3 separate regions of the Homo sapiens genome follow, and regions 1 and 2 are each linked to region 3. The links are chromatin loops, found by intact Hi-C in ENCODE. Cell type or tissue: GM12878. All regions are shown on one strand. Each heading gives the region's core, and the rest is flanking DNA. Links, peaks and the distances in the headings are about the cores only.

Evidence for each region. A loop is a pair of places that touch in the nucleus more often than their neighbours do. Peaks named below come from ENCODE experiments on the same cell type or tissue, not always from the same donor. Only the 100,000 strongest peaks of a DNase experiment are listed, where the experiment ranks them.
Region 1: it touches region 3 in a loop (2.3-fold over the local background); 3 of 110 quality-filtered maps call a loop at or near these places.
Region 2: it touches region 3 in a loop (3-fold over the local background); 24 of 110 quality-filtered maps call a loop at or near these places.

The regions. Positions count from the first base shown.
Region 1 is chr7:88,042,618-88,048,354 of GRCh38, forward strand. All of the region lies in intron 3 of ADAM22 (ADAM metallopeptidase domain 22), which reads left to right. Among named protein-coding and RNA genes, the nearest start is that of ADAM22, 110 kb to the left of the region's middle. In GM12878, for the core only: no CTCF peak of the experiment used is centred there; a DNase peak (open chromatin) is centred at 3,081; H3K27ac peaks cover 1,251 bases.
Region 2 is chr7:88,109,114-88,114,850 of GRCh38, forward strand. ADAM22 (ADAM metallopeptidase domain 22) reads left to right here. Exons shown (of 32, transcript NM_001324418.2): 6 at 5,471-5,534. Among named protein-coding and RNA genes, the nearest start is that of SRI-AS1, 100 kb to the right of the region's middle. In GM12878, for the core only: a CTCF peak has its summit at 2,473 (motif pointing left); a DNase peak (open chromatin) is centred at 2,448.
Region 3 is chr7:87,924,350-87,930,086 of GRCh38, forward strand. It overlaps LOC124901690 (a long non-coding RNA gene), which reads right to left and starts at 2,383. Exons shown (of 2, transcript XR_007060414.1): 1 at 2,222-2,383. RefSeq lists enhancers at 2,301-2,760, 2,421-2,989. In GM12878, for the core only: a CTCF peak has its summit at 2,774 (motif pointing left); DNase peaks (open chromatin) are centred at 860 and 2,392; H3K4me3 peaks cover 2,464 bases; H3K27ac peaks cover 2,699 bases.

The DNA of each region.
Region 1 (5,737 bases), core at 562-5,561, 120 kb after region 3:
TTCTCTCCATTGACTTAGCATTTCTCTTCATTTAGGAAAAAAAATAGATTTGTGGCTCAGTTAGTAATTATGTTCATCCTCCAATTCAAGTCTTTCCTGAACTTGTTCAGGTCAGGCTGACATTTTGCACTTGATTAAGGGAGACTCGATGATAGCTAGGAATCCACAATATAATATCTTGTTCTTGAGTGTGACTTAATGTGCTTCTAACCTAATCTCAAGGTGTCCTGATTGTCTTGTTCATTCATTGATATTTCTTCCTATTTCCTTGGCATACCAGATCAAAATTTGAATATATTAATAGCCTTCTAAGGAAAGAAATACACCATAGCTGTAAAAGAAGAAAAAGTTGCTTCTGGTAGCAAGAAGGTGGATGACACAAACTTCCTTGCGCAATGGTGACCTTTCAATTAGCTTACCTATTTTCTCTGTTCTTTGAGGGTTTGATGCTAGCTGCCCATTTCAAATCTGCAGCTTCAAACAATATTGCTGTTTCTTCTTTGAAACATAGATCTCAGGGAAGTGACTGTTGGAAAAGTAATAATAATGATTCTGTTTATTATTTTATTAACTGTATATATTAGTACAGATAAATGAACACATGGATAAAGAATATTCTATACTTTGGGAGGCCGAGATGGGCAGATCATGAGGTCAGGAGATCGAGACCATCCTGGCTAACACGATGAAACCCCGTCTCTACTAAAAATACAAAAAATTAGCCCGGCGTGGTGGCGGGCACCTGTAGTCCCAGCTACTCGGGAGGCTGAGGCAGGAGAATGGTGTAAACCTGGGTGGCAGAGCTTGCAGTGAGCCTAGATCGCGCCACTGCACTCCAGCCTGGGTGACTGAGCGAGGCTCAGTATCAAAAAAAAAAAAAAAAAGAATATTCTACTTTTCAGGGTAAGATTTATGCCATTCCATATTATAGAAAATGTATGCTAGCCAGTCTCAGTGGCATGCGCATGTAGTCCCAGCTAGTTGGGAAGCTGGGGGATCACTTAAGCCCAGGAGTTAGAGGTTCTAGTATGTTACGATTGTGGAGTGCCCTCCAACATGGGCAAGCCTGGATAGTGAGACTCCATCTCTTAAAAAAAAAGAGAAGAAAATGTATACTTAAAAATTTATATTTATTTCCAATTTGAATCAGTGAAAAAGCTGAGTAAAGGTATAGACAAAATAAAGAGCATTTACATTATTTATTTCAGATACATCCATGCAAATCCACACAAGTCCATATGTGGATGTAAATTGTGGAGAGTTTTTAATCAGTGTGCATGCCATTTAAAAATACAAGAGATCCTAGGGAAAATAATTTCCATTTTTAGCATCAAAGATACTTCATCTGTTTTTATAAATGTGTGTTATATAAATCAAATCAACTATTCTTCTCATTGCTACAGTATGGCATACATTAAATCCAAAGAGAAGTACTTGTTCTTGAAATTAAAATAGGGAAGCCAAACAATATGTCAGTTATTAAAAAGTAGATTTTTAAAATGATTTTCAAAATTGTAGTCAAATAATAGCCCTTGACTGCTCTCAAATATTACATTGCAGTTCCACTCTTAGCTAAGCTATTGATAATTCAATTATTTGAAGAAAGTGGTTTAAAATTAACTTAAAAGTTACTCTTCCCTTTTGGATAATAGATTCTGCATCATATCATCTATGATTATGATGATGATGTCTTTAGAGTGCTCAGGAACTGCTATGTTATCTGCTCTGTTATGTGGTTCCATAATGATAACATGCAGATGGATGTATACGTGGAATTTTCAACTAAAAGCTCCTCGATTTGGAGAAATTTATTAAATTCATATAATGGAGACTTTTTGTTTGTTTTTGAGATGGAGTCTCACTCTGTCTCCCAGGCTGGAGTGCAGTGGCGCGGTCTCGGCTCACTGCAACCTCCCCTTCCCGGGTTCAATCAATTCTCCTGCCTCAGCCTCCTGAGTAGCCGGGACTACAGGTGTGTGCCACCATGCCTGGCTAATTTTTTGTATATTTAGTAGAGACAGGGTTTCATTGTGTTAGCCAGGATGGTCTCGATCTCCTGACCTCATGATCCACCCGCCTCGGTCTCCCAAAGTGCTGGGATTACAGGTGCCTGGCCTTTTTTTTTGAGAGGAAGTCTTGGTCTTGTCAGTTAGGCTGGAGTGCAGTGGCGCGATCTCGGCTCACTGCAACCTCTGCCTCCTGGGTTCAAGTGATTCTCCTGCCTCAGCCTCCCAAGTACCTGGGATTGAGGCACCTGCCACCACACCTGGCTAATTTTTGTATTTTTAGTAGAGACGGGGTTTCACCATGTTGGCCAGGCTGGTTTGGAACTCTTGACCTCAGGCGATCCGCCCACCTCGGCCTCCCAAAGTGCTGGGATTACAGGTTTGAGCCACTGCACCCGGCCTTTTTTTCTTGAGACAAACTCTCGCTCTTGTTGCCCAGGCTGGAGTACAATGGCGTGATCTCAGCTCACTGCAACCTCCGCCTCCCGGGTTCAGGCGACTCTCCTGCCTCAGCCTCCGGAGTACCTGGGATTACAGGCACCTGCCACCACACCGGGCTAATTTTTGTATTTTTAGTAGAGACAGGGTTTCACCATGTTGGCCAGGCTGGTCTCAAACTCCTGACTTCAGGCAATCTGTCCACCTCAGTCTCCCAAAATGCTGGGATTATAGGCTTGAGCCACCGCACCAGGCCTAATAGAGACATTTCAACCATGAATCTCCTTTGTTAATTCTTTCTATGTCTTGCAGTTAGGTTATTTTTTTTTTCTTGTTGCTTTCCCACCCAGCTTTATTAAGATATGATTGAAAAAAATTGTGTATATTTATGGTATGCATGATGTTTTGATGTATGTACATACTGTGAAATGATTACATCAAGTGAATTACTTTATCTGTCACCTCACGTACTTTTCATGTTTTTATGGTGAGAACATTTCACCATTTCCAAGTATATAATACATTACTAACTGTAGTTACCACAGTGTGCAATAGATCTCCAGAACTTATTGCCCCAGTATAATTGGACTTTTGTACCTTTTAACCAGTGTCTCTCTGTACACCCTCCTCACTTCCTCCAGAGTCTGGCACCATCATTATACTTTCTCTTTCGTGAGTTCAACTTTTTTAGATTCCACATGTAAATGAGATCATGTAGTATTTGTCTTTCTGTGCCTGGCTTATTTCATTTATAATGTCCTCCAGGTTCATTCGTGTTGTTGCAAATGACAGGATTTCCTTCATTTTAAGGCTGAGTCGTATTCTATTGTGTGTGTGTGTGTGTGTGTGTGTGTGTGTGTGTGTGTGTGTGTATGTCACCCTGTTTTCTTTATCCATTCATTCATCCATAGATACTTAGTTTGACCCCATATCTTAGGTATTGCGAATAGTGCTGTAATAAACATGGGAGTGCAGATATCTCTTTGACATACTGATTTCATTTTCTTTGGATGCATACCCAGAAGGGGGAGTGCTGGATCATATCATAGTTCTATTTTTAATTCTTGGAGAAACCTCCAGATTGTTTTTCCTAATGGCTGTACTAATTTATATTCCCATCAACAGTGTGTGAGAGTTCCTTTTTCTCTACATCCTCACCAGCCCTTGCTATCTTTTTGTTATTTTTTGATAAAAGCCATTCTTACTTGTGTGAGGTGATATCTCATTGTGGTTTCACTTTGCATTTCCCTGATTATTAATGATGTTGAGTATTTTTTCATTTACCTGTTGTCCATTTGTATATCTTCTTTGTAAAAATGTCTATTCAGATCCTTTGCCTATTTTTTCCATCATGTTATTTGTTTTCTTGTTATTGAGTTTTTTGAGTTCCTCATATATTTTGGATGTTAACACCTTATCAGATGTTTGTTTCAGAAATATTTGCCCCCATTTTGTAGGTTTTCTCTTCATTCTGTTGATTGTTCCTGTGCAGAAGCTTTGTAGTTTGGTATTATGCTATTTGTTTATTTTTGCTTCTGTTGCCTGTGTTTTGGGGGTTATAGCCAAAACAATTATTGCCCAGAGCAATATCAGGAAGCTTTTACCCTATGTTTTCTTCCAAAAGTTTTATAGCTTCAGGTCTGTGTTTAAGTCTTTAGCCTATTTTGAGTGTTTTTTATATATGTCATGATTTCAGAGTCTGATTTTATTGTTTTGCATGTGGTTATCCAGTTTTCCAACACTATTACAGTTAGGTTAATTTTTATAGGACTTTCATCTTGAATAGTTCTTTAATGTGCACTGGCCACTTTGTTGATACAATATAAAATCATGGGCAACTTAGTTTTACTCTTTTTCATTAATAGTGGAATGTGGTTGTTCAGATGGTAGACTCAGGAATTAGACCTACGTGGGAATACATCTTGGTGTAATCATTCACCAGCTGTGGAACTTGGTGCTTGTTCCTTTCACTGGCCACTTGTGTACCTCCTTGGGCTTGCCATTTGTCTTCAGGCATCTATTTCCTAGCCTACCAAATGAGATCATATTTATAACTACCTTCCCAATTGGCTGTTTATTTCTGTGATCTATGGATGCATTTAAAATACCTAGTACAGTTCCTGGCACACCATAAATGCTAGCTGGTGGTATTATTTCCTCAACTTAAACTCTCAGGCAGGCTTATCTTTTCTCTACCTCTGTAGTTTTTTCCCTGCCACAGCTTTGCTGTTGTTATTCTTTTCATTTGAAATGTTCCTCTATGCCTCTTTACAAACCATGGACATTTAATCTATCTTCCAGCAATTAAGTCTTCATGAATCCTGATTTGACTGTTCTAATTCACCAAGATCTTTTCTTTTCATGGAGTCTGTGTGTCTACTGTCAGTTCTGTTTATTGTGACTCTCAATGATACATTGGGATTTGATTTTTGTATTTTCTTGTTTTGTTAATAAGACTCAAAATTCCATGCAGTCAAGTGCTCTCTAAATTTTTACATATTTCTAAAAATTGAGCACACAGGCATGTTTTGGATTTTTTTGTCTTTTATTAAAAAATGATTTTTTGTTATGTACCATGAACTGTATGTATTCTGAACATTGAAGATACTACTAATTATTTTAATTGTTAACAATTTGATTAAGTTATATGAGTTTGTAATACACTGAGATACATTCAAATTTCCGTTGTTATTTATTTTAGCGGGATCTTTCACAAAAATTTATTTTTAAAGTGCCATGATTAGATTACACGTATGCAGGGCACTGAATTTATAAGTAAATGGATCAAATAAATAAATGCATCAGATGTATATACATTTAAATAAAATTATTCACATATACATATATATAAGAAAAGTGAAATACATTTTTTAAAAAGATGAAAATATAAAATTAGCAATAAAAAAGAAGTGAAATAAAAGTAAAAATGGAAGTTTCTTGAACTTCTCTGCCACTGGAATACCTCTCTGGCCATGTTTTCTTCTTATGTCCTGCCCTGTTGCTAGACTTCCACAACTTTTGAAATAAATATTTTCCCTGTTATATTATTGAATCTGATAATATTTGTGCTGATCGGCAGCCTACTTTTTTCACTGTTTATTTTATAAAAATTTTTACGTTTCATAAGTAGATCCCTATGGTATTTTTAATAGTTACATAGTATGCCAGTGTATGATTGTTTTGTAATTTATTTAACAATTAACTTCTTAGTGGATAGTTAGATTGTTTCTAGTATTTTGCTGTTATTATATGAATATCCTTCACATATTTTACTATTCTGGGCCAATTATTTT
Region 2 (5,737 bases), core at 494-5,493, 180 kb after region 3:
AAGGCTGCTAGTGATCTCAAGAGCTCATATGTCTTTGCCCCTTTTTTTCAGCCTGAATCCCACCTAATTCATAGCAAATCTGTGGGAGGGTCTGTCGTTTCTCAGAGATCTCCGAGGAACAAAGTTCATCCTTCCTCAAGGCCTTGCTTCCTTTCTCATAACCTTCTCTATCAAATAATGTTTGCTGATGTTTAACATGGGAATACATCCACTTCCTCCATCCTGTCGATAATGATAATGCACAGGTGGTTGTTTCTTACTTGTTTTGTAACCCCTTATAAAGCTACCGTGTCATTCCTCAGCATTCTCTTTTAACTAAATCGTTTCATTTCCTTCTTGTTTGTTTTACTTTTTGGCACAGAACAATCCAGCACTTTAATTTTGTTAAATTTTCGTTGAGAAACTTTAAAATAATTCCTTTTTGTTACCATCTTAGAGATGTGGCTTTTCATCTAACAAGCAGTTACTGGGTGTCTCCTGTGTGCCAGCCCTAGGAATATTAAGGCGATTGAAACACAAGTCCTGGGAGCTCACAGTCTCATGAGGAGGCCAAATCTAGCCCATTTCCTGATGTGGAACATGATAGGTATATTTGCTTTTTTTTTGAGAGAGAGAGAGGAAAAAAAAAAAAACAAAACTGGGAAAAATGCAAGCTAAGCATTGTCACCGAAGAACAGGTGGCACCTAAGGGCTCTGGAAACATGCCACCTGAAGACAGTGGAGTGCAATAGGTTGGAATAGCCTATCCAAGGGAGAGGGTTACACTGACAGATCTTAAATCTAGGAAAGAGAGCTAATGGACACGGCCAGAAAATCTAGCTAGTCTGCCTGAGTGACACCTCTGGTCAGGATCTGGGAATAAGCATATTAGGCAGAAAGGAAAGAATATAAGTGTAAGTTAAATAACCAGAGACAGGAGGCCATGTGTCTGAGAGCATGGAAGACTTCCATTTCCTTGTTTGTGCTAAAAGACTACTGTGAATAAAGGTGTACATTTATTTACTTTAAATACATTATTTGAAGAAAGAGGTTTTTACAAACATGGAATCCATGCTTAATATCAGACAGTCTCTGTTTTCTTATTAGGAAAAAGAAACATTGAAGTCCTTTTCAGCAGTAAAATTGTTACATCTGAGCTCAAGACAAGCACATCTGTCACCTAGGAATAGTACAGTGAGACCTGTTCACATTTGTGACAGCAAGTGTATATTGGGGGTAAAAAATGAAGTGTTTTTTTTCCCCTTTTCTCTCTCTTAAAATCTCAATCCAAAGTCCTAGTGTCAGCATCTTTCTCAGTACTCGTTCCAGTCTGCCTTCTGGTTTTCCAAATGGACTCAATGTTGTGAGAATCAGAGAGAAGATATTTGTGCCTTCTAAGGGCTATAAATGGACCTGAGAACCTAAGAATGATACCTGTTACTAATCCTACTATAGTCTTGTAAAGAAGGATTGAAAAATAACTTTTAGGCCGGGCACGGTGGCTCACCCCTGTAATCCCAGGCATGAGCCACCATGCCCACTTTTCTTTTTTCTTTTCTTTTCTTTTTTTTCTTTTCTCTTCTCTTTTCTTTTTCTTTTCTTTTGTTCTTTCATTCATTCGTTCATTTGTTCGTTCGTTCATTCATTCTTTCTTTTGTTCATTCTTTTCTGTCAGAGTCTCACTCTGTCCCACAGGCTGAAGTGCAGTGGTATGATCTCAGCTCGCTGCAGCCTCCGCCTCCCAGGTTCAAGCCATTCTTGTGCCTCAGCCTCCTGAGTAGCTGGGATTACAGGTGGCTGCCAGCATGCCCATCTAATTTTTGTATTTTCAGTAGAGACGGGGTTTTGCCATGTTGGCCAGGTTGGTCTCGAACTCCTGACCTCGTGATCCGCCCACCTCAGCCTCCCAAAGTGCTGAGATTACAGGGTTATTTTAATTAAGTAAATTTTATATCTCCTTTTAAGAATGTTTTTATTTAAAACTAAATAAAAATAAACAGAAAACCTATCGTGTGTCTTGGAACATTGTCAGAATTGTGTATGACCATTTTAGGCTTTCTTAGACTTTTATGAGCACATAGGATAAATATAACCTTGTATCATCTTGTTGTTTAGTAATTATTGCTTCTCATCTTGACTTTACTTTCTGGAAGAAATGTTTTGGGGGGATGTTATGAAATATTGAATAATGTATGTTGTCCCAATTACAGTGGTTTAGATATGAGATATATTATGTCATCCATGACTCATCCTTTATAAATTACCAAGTGCGTACTGTTTTTTTTTTCATTTTTGATTTATTAAATTCAGTTCAATAATATAAATAAGGGAAAATCAGATTCGTATATCTTTCCCATAAAGAACCTGCAAGGTCACATTTGTTTGGAGTCAAAGGACTAATAGGCAATGTTTTGATCTTGGTGTGTTTGGTGTTAATGCAAAAATCTTGTTACTGTGGGAACCTTAAAGCACGGAGTTAAGTTTGAGTTTATTGCCCTCTTGTGGAAATTTGTAAGAATGGCTTTTTCATTTCAAAATCTTATTTTGATACAACCTTTTGAAATTTTAGCTCAATTGGTCTGTGACGACTTGGTCTTAGCTATAGGTTTTTATCAAGTATACTGTTATGGACTCAATATAAAAATTAGGATTTATATAAGTAAAACAAAAATATTTCAGTTCTCAAAGCATATAAAACACATGTATTTTTTCATTATTAAGGAATTAATAATGGCATATTATCATATAGCAATCTAGAGTCTTCTGAGATACAGATAGTGTCAGAATCTGTTGTCTTCATATTGCCTACATGATGTTTAAGTCCAATAAAAAAATGACTTTCTCATTGGACATTAACCTAGTATAAGGATAAATAACACTCAGTACTATTTTAAGAAAATAATCTGCTTGCTACTTTGTTGGTGTTGCCACGTGAATTTTGGCAAACTATGATGGTTTCATATGACTTTCTGGATGGATATGGCTAGTTCTCAGCAAGGGTAGAGAGATACTCCCTGCCATATTTGGTCTACGTTTTTGAAAGGCTCCCCCTCTGACTCCTTGGGCACATATTGTCAGTAATGTCTTACAAACTGCATCTGTTTATGTTTAAATTCCAAATAGAATGTCATCCAAATTCAGAAAGTACATGTGGCTGAAAACAGTGCAGCTGTGAGAATAATCATTCTGTGAGTATATAGAAGTTGAGGACATGTGGAAGATGTTATAGCAGGAATGAAAGAATTTGGATAGAGGCAGAACTTGGAGGCCATTATAATTATAGCTCATGGAATTTCACCAATTTCACTAAATCTTCAATGAAAGACAAATACTAGTTTATGTTTAGGAGCTTGGCTGTCACATAATCATTTCTACCAAAAACTAAAAAATTACTACAGCTCATAGCTTTGCTACCCTCAGATGCCTGAATGATAAGACAAGTTTCTTTAACATCATAAAGGGCCTGATCTCAGTAAAAGGATCATGTTCTTCTAAAAGCAGCAGCTATCAGAATCTGTCTGAGTGGGAGCTGAGGCCATTTGTATATTGAAGTGCTCTCCAGAGGATTTCTCAGATGGCTGGTAGCCACCCCCAGCCTACGAGGTCCAAAATGGAATTTTTTATTTTTAAAGAAATATAGGGTCTTGCTCTGTCACCCAGGCTGGAGTACAGTGGCACAATCATCAATCACTGCAGCCTTGAACTCTTGGGTTCAGGTGATCCTCCCACCTCAGCCTCCCAAGTAGCTGGGACTACAGGTGTGTGCATCACCAGGCCCAGCTAACTTTTTAAAAATTTTTTGTAGAGAGAGAGTCTTGCCACTCACTACGTTGCCCAGGCTGGTCTCAAACTCCTGGCCTCATGTGATTTCCCCCCGCCTTGGCCTTCCAAAGTGTTGGGATTCCAGATGTGAGCCCCATGCCCAGCTCAAAACTGAACTCTTAAAGGATTTGCATCCTTCCCTCTGCTTCCTGCTTCCCTAGGCCCATCCCGAAAAGTTCTTTCTGCATCCCCCCTGCCTGCCCTCTTTTTTTTTTTTTTTTTTTTTTTTTTGAGACAGGGTCTCACTCCATTACCTCTTTTTTTATCTTGTTAAATGACATGTCCATTTTTCCAGTTGCTCAGGTCAAAACTTGGAGTCTTCACTAACTCTTCTCTGTTTTACGTACTTTGTTTCAAATCCATCAGTAAATCCTACTGGTTGTACCTTCAAAATATATCTGGAATTTGACCAGTTCTCACCACCTCTACTATTACTGCTCTGATCTAAGCCAGCATCTTCTTTCGCCTGGATTATTGCAGTAACTTCCCTGCTTCTATCCTTGCTGTGCTAAAAATTATTGTAACATAGTATCTGGCATGATCATTATAAAACTTAAGAAAGATTGTATTTCCCATCTGCTTAGAACTTTGCAGTGGCTCTTCATCTCTCTTAGAGTAAAAGCCAAGGCCCTAGGAAGTGCCCACCTAGTATGGCCCCCAAGACCCTCTGGCACCATTTATTGCCCTTCACCTGATTATTTTCTTCCCTAGAACTTATCACTGTCATATGTATGTGTATGTGTGTGTGTATATATATATATAATATATATATTATAAATAAATAAATAAATATATATATATATATATATATATATATATATATATAGTAAGTCCTAGAATACTTATGAGCACCACAAGGACAGAGAATTGGTCTGTTTTGTTTGCTATTGTATCCCCAGCACCTAGAACAGTGCATTGTAGGTGCTCTGTAAACACGCTGATTGAATGAAGGAATGCATGAATGGAGGTAGGTAGCAGGTTGCAAATGGGCAGTTCGTGGTCCCATCTGTCTGGGCTCTGTTCCTATTTCTGCTCTTACTGGTTAAATAATTTGGCAAGTTACTTTATCTCTTTGGGTTTCAGTTTCCTTACTTATAAAATAAGGATAGTCGTTGTACTTCTCTTGTAGATTTGTGGAAAAGATTAAATGAGTGTAAAGTATTTAGCTTGTGGCAAGTTGTTCAAATGTGTTAGCTCTTGTTACTAGAGCATCTTCCATGTTTATGGTAGGTCGGGCGTTCTCAGTATAGTCCCTGAAAACCTGCATCAGGATCACCTGGAGCTTATTTAAAATGCAATTTCCTGGGTTCCAGTCCATAAATCTGAGGAGAGTCCTGAAAGAGCTGCGTTTTTACTAGCTCTCCAGATGACTTTTTGCATATGAAAATCTTGGAATTCTATGTTAGAGGAAGAAGTGATGGGCAACAGCTAGAGCATGGCAATCCTGAGCATGGGGTCAGGTGAGGATGAGGTGACTCTACCTATAAGGAATCAGAAGGAGGGGCCTTCCCTCTCAGTGGTGTGTGTGGTGTGTCTGGAGGTGATGGATGGGACTGGGAAATGGGCATTGAGAAGCAAATGGGCCCTCTGGCTGCTGCTGATTTTAAAATGATCTTGTTCTGGGATGAGAGTCGATGGCCATGCCTAATTATTTTTTTGTCGTTGGCAGTGGGATGTTCTATGACGGGAACCACACATATCTCATTGAGCCAGAAGAAAATGACACTACTCAAGTAAGTGCTCCTTCTGTTTGTTGTGGCAAATGGAAATGTTTATGCTGAGAGCTTTTTTCCTCTCCTTTTTTTATCTCTACTTTATTTCATTTTTATATTTTTTAGGGTTAAGATAGTAAACATATGTACAGATGCTCCTCAACTTATGATGGGTCTATGTCCTGATAAACCTATCATAAGTTAAAATATTATAAGTAAAAAAC
Region 3 (5,737 bases), core at 298-5,297:
TAAAATACAAAAACTTAGCTGGGCATGGTGGCACATCCCTGTGGTCCTGCCTACTCGAGAGGCTGAGGCAGGAGAATTGCTTGAATCTGGTAGGCGGAGGTTGCAGGAAGCTGAGATCACACCACTGCACTCCAGTTTGGGCGACAGAGCAAGACTGTCTCAAAAAAATTATCTAAAATAAAAAAAGAAATGGTACCAATCTTACTGAAACGATTTCAAAAAAGAAAGAAAGAGGGAATCCTCCCTACATCATTCTTTATGCCAGTATCACCCTAATACCAAAACCAGGGAAGGACATAACAAAAAAAGAAAACTACAGACCAGACATACCAAAAAAAGAAAATTACAGACAGAGAGGAAAGCAGTAATTCACAAAAGAAATACTTGCCGTTCTTTTATTTCATTGATATTCTATTTTGGTAACTCATAAAATTTAAAATGTAGTTTTCCTTAAGTCTTTAGGCTTAGTTCACAATCTTACTTTTTGTTAAAATAAAAATAAGATCATTACTTTCACTGTTCTTTGATTAATATTCAGTTAATTCATAAATTTGACAGAATAATTTTACCCAACATTAAACACTCTATATATAACTGAGGAAAAAACTTTATAATTTATACTTGTTTTCTCAGATATATCAAGCACCTAACAAGTTAGACTTACAAATTTGACAAAAGATATCTTCTTAACCTCTGCTAACATGTGAATGTTTTTGTCCCCCTGCCTCCAAATTCCTATGTTGAGGCCCTAATGTGGTGGTATTTGAAGGTAGGGCCTTTGGAAAGTAATTAGGTCATGAGGGTCTAGCCTATATGATGGAATTAGTGTCTTTATAAGAATAGGGAGAGAACTAGCACTCTGGGCCATGTGAGAATACAGCAAGAAGGTTGCTGTCCACAAGCTAGGAGTTGGTCCTCACCAGATACTAGATTTGCCACGGCCTTCAATTTGTACTTCCCAGCCTCCAGAACTATAAGAAACAATGTTTATTGTTTAAGTAACTGAGTCTATGATATTTTTGACATGGTAGCCTGAGCTAAGACAGCCTCCTAAAGAAAAAAAAAACCTATTTTAATTTTTATTACATCAAGATGATGTGTTTGGCCTATGCAATTATTTTAAACATTTCAAACATCTTAAAAAATTAAAAATTAGAGTATATGTATAGCAGCACGATCATTATAAAATCTGATCAAGTTCATTTTCCAACGAAGAGAACTGAGTAAAGAATTTGGCTCCATCATATAGCAAAGGAAAGTGAAGAACTTTTCCAGGTCCTAGGGTTCTAATTCTCTTTGACTGTAACTATCACAGAACGTACTGCATTAAAGTCTGTTGTATACTACTGAAATCTTGTTCAGGCTACAATTTCCTGAACAATTCTTAACTGTTTCGCTCATTTTGAAGATTTGGGGAATTTTTTTTGTAATGACAGTAAGCTCAATGAAATTTATTTACCAAAAATATGATAGAATGTCCTCTTAGGCAAGAATTTAGGACAAGGAAGAAAAAAGTTCCTCTCTATTGTTTGCTTGTGAAACAATATCTAAGCTACGTCATTAATTCTGGACACCACACTTTAGCTGGGACATTGACACACTACAGTATATTTTGAGATCATATTGATGATGAAGGAACCTGAAGCCATGTCACATGAGGCAGGGGTTAAAAAGAAAATAGGGAATGAGTAAAACGCCTCCAAAGAGCATCATGTAGAAAATTTTTTGTTATGTTTTACCAAACCAGAATCAGGATCAAGGTGAAGGTTACACAAACCCAGATTTCAACCAGGGAGATATTGTGGAAAGAAACTCAGACCTGAAAGCAGGAGATTTAGGTCCTAGGGTACTTTATTACTCGCCATGGGGTCTGGGGGCAAGTCGTTTAAACTCTGGAACCCAGTGCTGTCTTTCCAATAGAACTTTTCTGCATGATAGAAATGTTCTACATCTTAGCTGTCCAATATAGTAGTTACTAGCTACAGGTTCGGCACTTGAAATGCAGCTAGTTTGGTTGAGGATCTGAATTTTAAATTAAATTAAATTAAATTAAAATAGCCACAAGTAGAATTCTGAGAGATTAGTATGGTGGATAGGAGACAGGACTAGCGTGTAGCTCCCGCTCAGACAGACACAACAGTGTGTGGAGACTCACATTGTGAACTTTTGCTCCAAGAACTACCACAGGAACATACCAGGAAAGCCAAGAGAATCCACAGACCTTTTGAAGGAACTGGATCACTGCTGCAGGCTCCCTGAGACACTGAAAAACTGTGAGTCCGCTTGCTTTCTCAACAGGGAGTCTTGTGGTCTGGGCAAGTTGTCAGCCCTGGTCACTGGCGGCCTGGAAATAGACAGTGCTGTTGTGGGGCCTGGTGGGAGTGAAACCAGCCTTTAGGACTGCAGGCTGTGTGGGAGCAGGGTGAGGTCTGTGATTGCTGGTTTTCCCCTACTTCCCCGGTGACCTGTATGACTCAGCAGAGGCAGCCAGAATCCCCCTGGTAATATAACTTTATGGACTGGGAACCACACCCCCAATACCCCACAGCAGCCACAGCAAGCCCCAACCAAGAAGAGACTGAGCTCAGACATGCCTATCCTTGCACCTACCTGGTGGTCTTTCTCTACCCTCCCTGGCAGCTAAAGACAAAGGTCATAATCTCTTGAGAGCATGATGGCCCTGCCCACTGCCTGTGAAACCTGAATACTTAACCAGGTGTCCCTAGGGCAAAGTTTGCATCTTCCCTGTAGGACTGCAGCTGATGTGCTCTTGAAAGCGCCACCTCCTGGCTCGAGGCCAACCAACACAAAACCAGTACACTAAACAAAAACACAACCAAGGACCCTCACAGGGTCCACTTCACTCCCCTGCTACCTCCACCAAAGCAAGTGCTGGTATCCATGGCTGCAAGACCTGAAGCTGGATCACATCACAGGACTCTTTGCAGACACTCCCCAGTACCAGCCTGGAGCCTGGGAGCTCTGCAGGGTGGCTAGACCCAGACGGACAAAAACAATCACTACAGTTCAGCTCTCAGGAAGCCCCATTCCTAGGGGAAGGGGGAGAACACCACATCAAGGGAGCACAGTGTGGGACAAAATATTCTGAACAGCAGCCCTTGAACCTAAGAGCTTCCCTCTGACATAGTCTGCCCAAATGAGAAGGACCAGGAAAACAATTCTGGTAATATGAAAAAACCAGGTTCTTTAACATTCCCAGAAAATCATACCAGCTCACCAGCAATGGATCCAAAATGAGATGAAATCTCTGAATTGACAGAAAGAGTTTAGAAGGATGATTATTAAGCTAATCAAGGAGGCATCTGAGAAAGGTGAAGTCCCACTTAAAGAAAAAAAAAAAAACATGATACAGGATATAAAGGAAAATTCTTCAGTGAAATAGCATAAATAAAAAATAATCACAACTTTTGGAAATCAAGGACACACTTAGAGAAATGCAAAATGCACTGGAATGTCTCATCAATAGAATCAAACAAGCAGAAGAAAGAACTTCAGAGCTTGAAGATAAGGCTTTCAAATTAACCCAATCCATCAAAGACAAAGAAAAAAGAATTTTAAAAAATGAGCAAAGACTCCAAGAAGTTTGGGACTATGTTAAATGTCCAAACTTAAGAATAATTGGTGTTCACAAGGAAGAAGAGAAATCTAAAAGCTTGGAAAATATATTTGAGGGAATAATCAATAAAAGTGTCCCTGGCCTTGCTAGAGATCTCGACATCCAAATACAAGAAGCTCAAAGAACATCTGGGAAACTCGTCACAAAAAGATAATTTCCTAGGCACATGGTCACCAGTTTATCTAAAGTCAAGATGAAGGAAAGAATCTTAAGAACTGAGGCAAAAGCATCAGGTAATATAAAGGAAAACCTATCAGATTAACAGCAGATTTCTCATCAGAAACCTTACAAGCTAGAAGGGACTGGGGTCCCATTTTTAGCCTTCTTAAAAAAAATTATCAGCCAGGCGTGGTGGCTCACGCCTGTAATCCCAGCACTTTGGGAGGCTGAGGTGGGTGGGTCATGAGGTCAGGAGTTCGAGACCAGCCTGACCAACATGGTGAAACCCCGTCTCTACTAAAAATACAAAAATTAGCCAGGCCTGGTGGCACGAGCCTGTAATCCCAGCTACTTGGGAGGCTGAGACAGGATAATCGCTTGAACCCGGGAGGCAGAGGTTGCAGGAGCCGAGATCATGCCATTGCACTCCAGCTGGGGCAACAGAGTGAGACTCCATCTCAAAAAAAAAAAAAATTATCAGCCAAGAATTTTGTATGCAGTGAAAGTAAGGCTTCATAAATGAAGGAAAGATATAGTCTTTTCCAGATAAACAAATGCTGAGAGAATTCGCTACTACCAAGACAGCACTACAAGAACTGCTAAAAGGAACTAAAATCTTGAACAAATCCTCAAAATACACCAAAATAGAACCTCCTTAAAGAATAAATCTCACAGGACCTATATAACAATAACACAATGAAAAATAACCGAAAGTATTCAAACAACAAATAACACAATGAATAGAATAGTACCTCGCATCTCAATACTAACATTGAATATAAATGGCCTAAATGCTCCACTTAAATGATACAGAATGGCAGAATGGATAATAATTCACCAAGTTTCTGCCATCTTCAAGAGACTCACCTAACACATAGGGACTCACATAAACTTAAGGTAAAGGGGTAGAAAAAGATATTCCATGCAAATGGACACCAAAAGCAAGCAGGAATAGCTATTCTTACATTGGACAAAACAAACTTTAAAGCAACAGCAGTTAAAAAAGACAAAGAGGAACACTATACAATGATAAAAGGACTAGTCCAACAGGAAAATATCACAATTCTAAATATGCACGCACCTAACACTGGTACTTCAAATTTATAAAACAATTACTACTAGACCTAAGAAACGAGATGGATGGCAACGCAATAATAGTGGGGGAATTTAATACTCCATTGACAGCACTAGACAGGTCATTAAGACAGAAAGTCAAAAAAGAAACAATAGACTTAAAGTATACCCTACAACAAATGGACTTAACGATTTTTACAGAACATTCTACCCAACAACTGCAGAATATACATTCTATTCATCATTACATAGAACATTCTCCAAGATAGACCTTATGATAGGCCACAAAATAAGTCTCAGTAAATTTAAGAAAATTGAAATTATATCAAGTACTCTCTCAGACCACAGTGGAATAAAATTGGAAATCAATCCAAAAGGAACCCTCAAAACCATGCAATAACATGAAAATTCAATAACCTGCTCCTGAATGATCATTGGGTCAACAATGAAATCAAGATGGAAATTTAAAAATTCTTTGAACTGAACAATAACAGTGACACAACCTATCAAAACCTCTAAGATACAGCAGAGGCAGTGCTAAGAGGAAAGGTCATAGCGTTAAATGCCTATATCAAAAAGTCCGAAAGAGTACAAATAGACAATCTAAGGTCACACCTCATGGAGCTGGAGAAACAAGAAAAATCTAAACCCAAACCCAGCAGAAGAAAAGAAATAACCAAGATCAGAGCAGAACTAAATGAAATTAAAACAAACAAACAAAAGTACAAAAGATTAATGAAACAAAAAGCTGGTTCTTTGGAAAGATAAATAAAATTGATAGACCGTTAGTGAGATTAACCAAGAAAAGAAGAGAGAAGATCCAAATAAGCTCAACTGGAAACGAAATGGGAGATATTACAACTGATA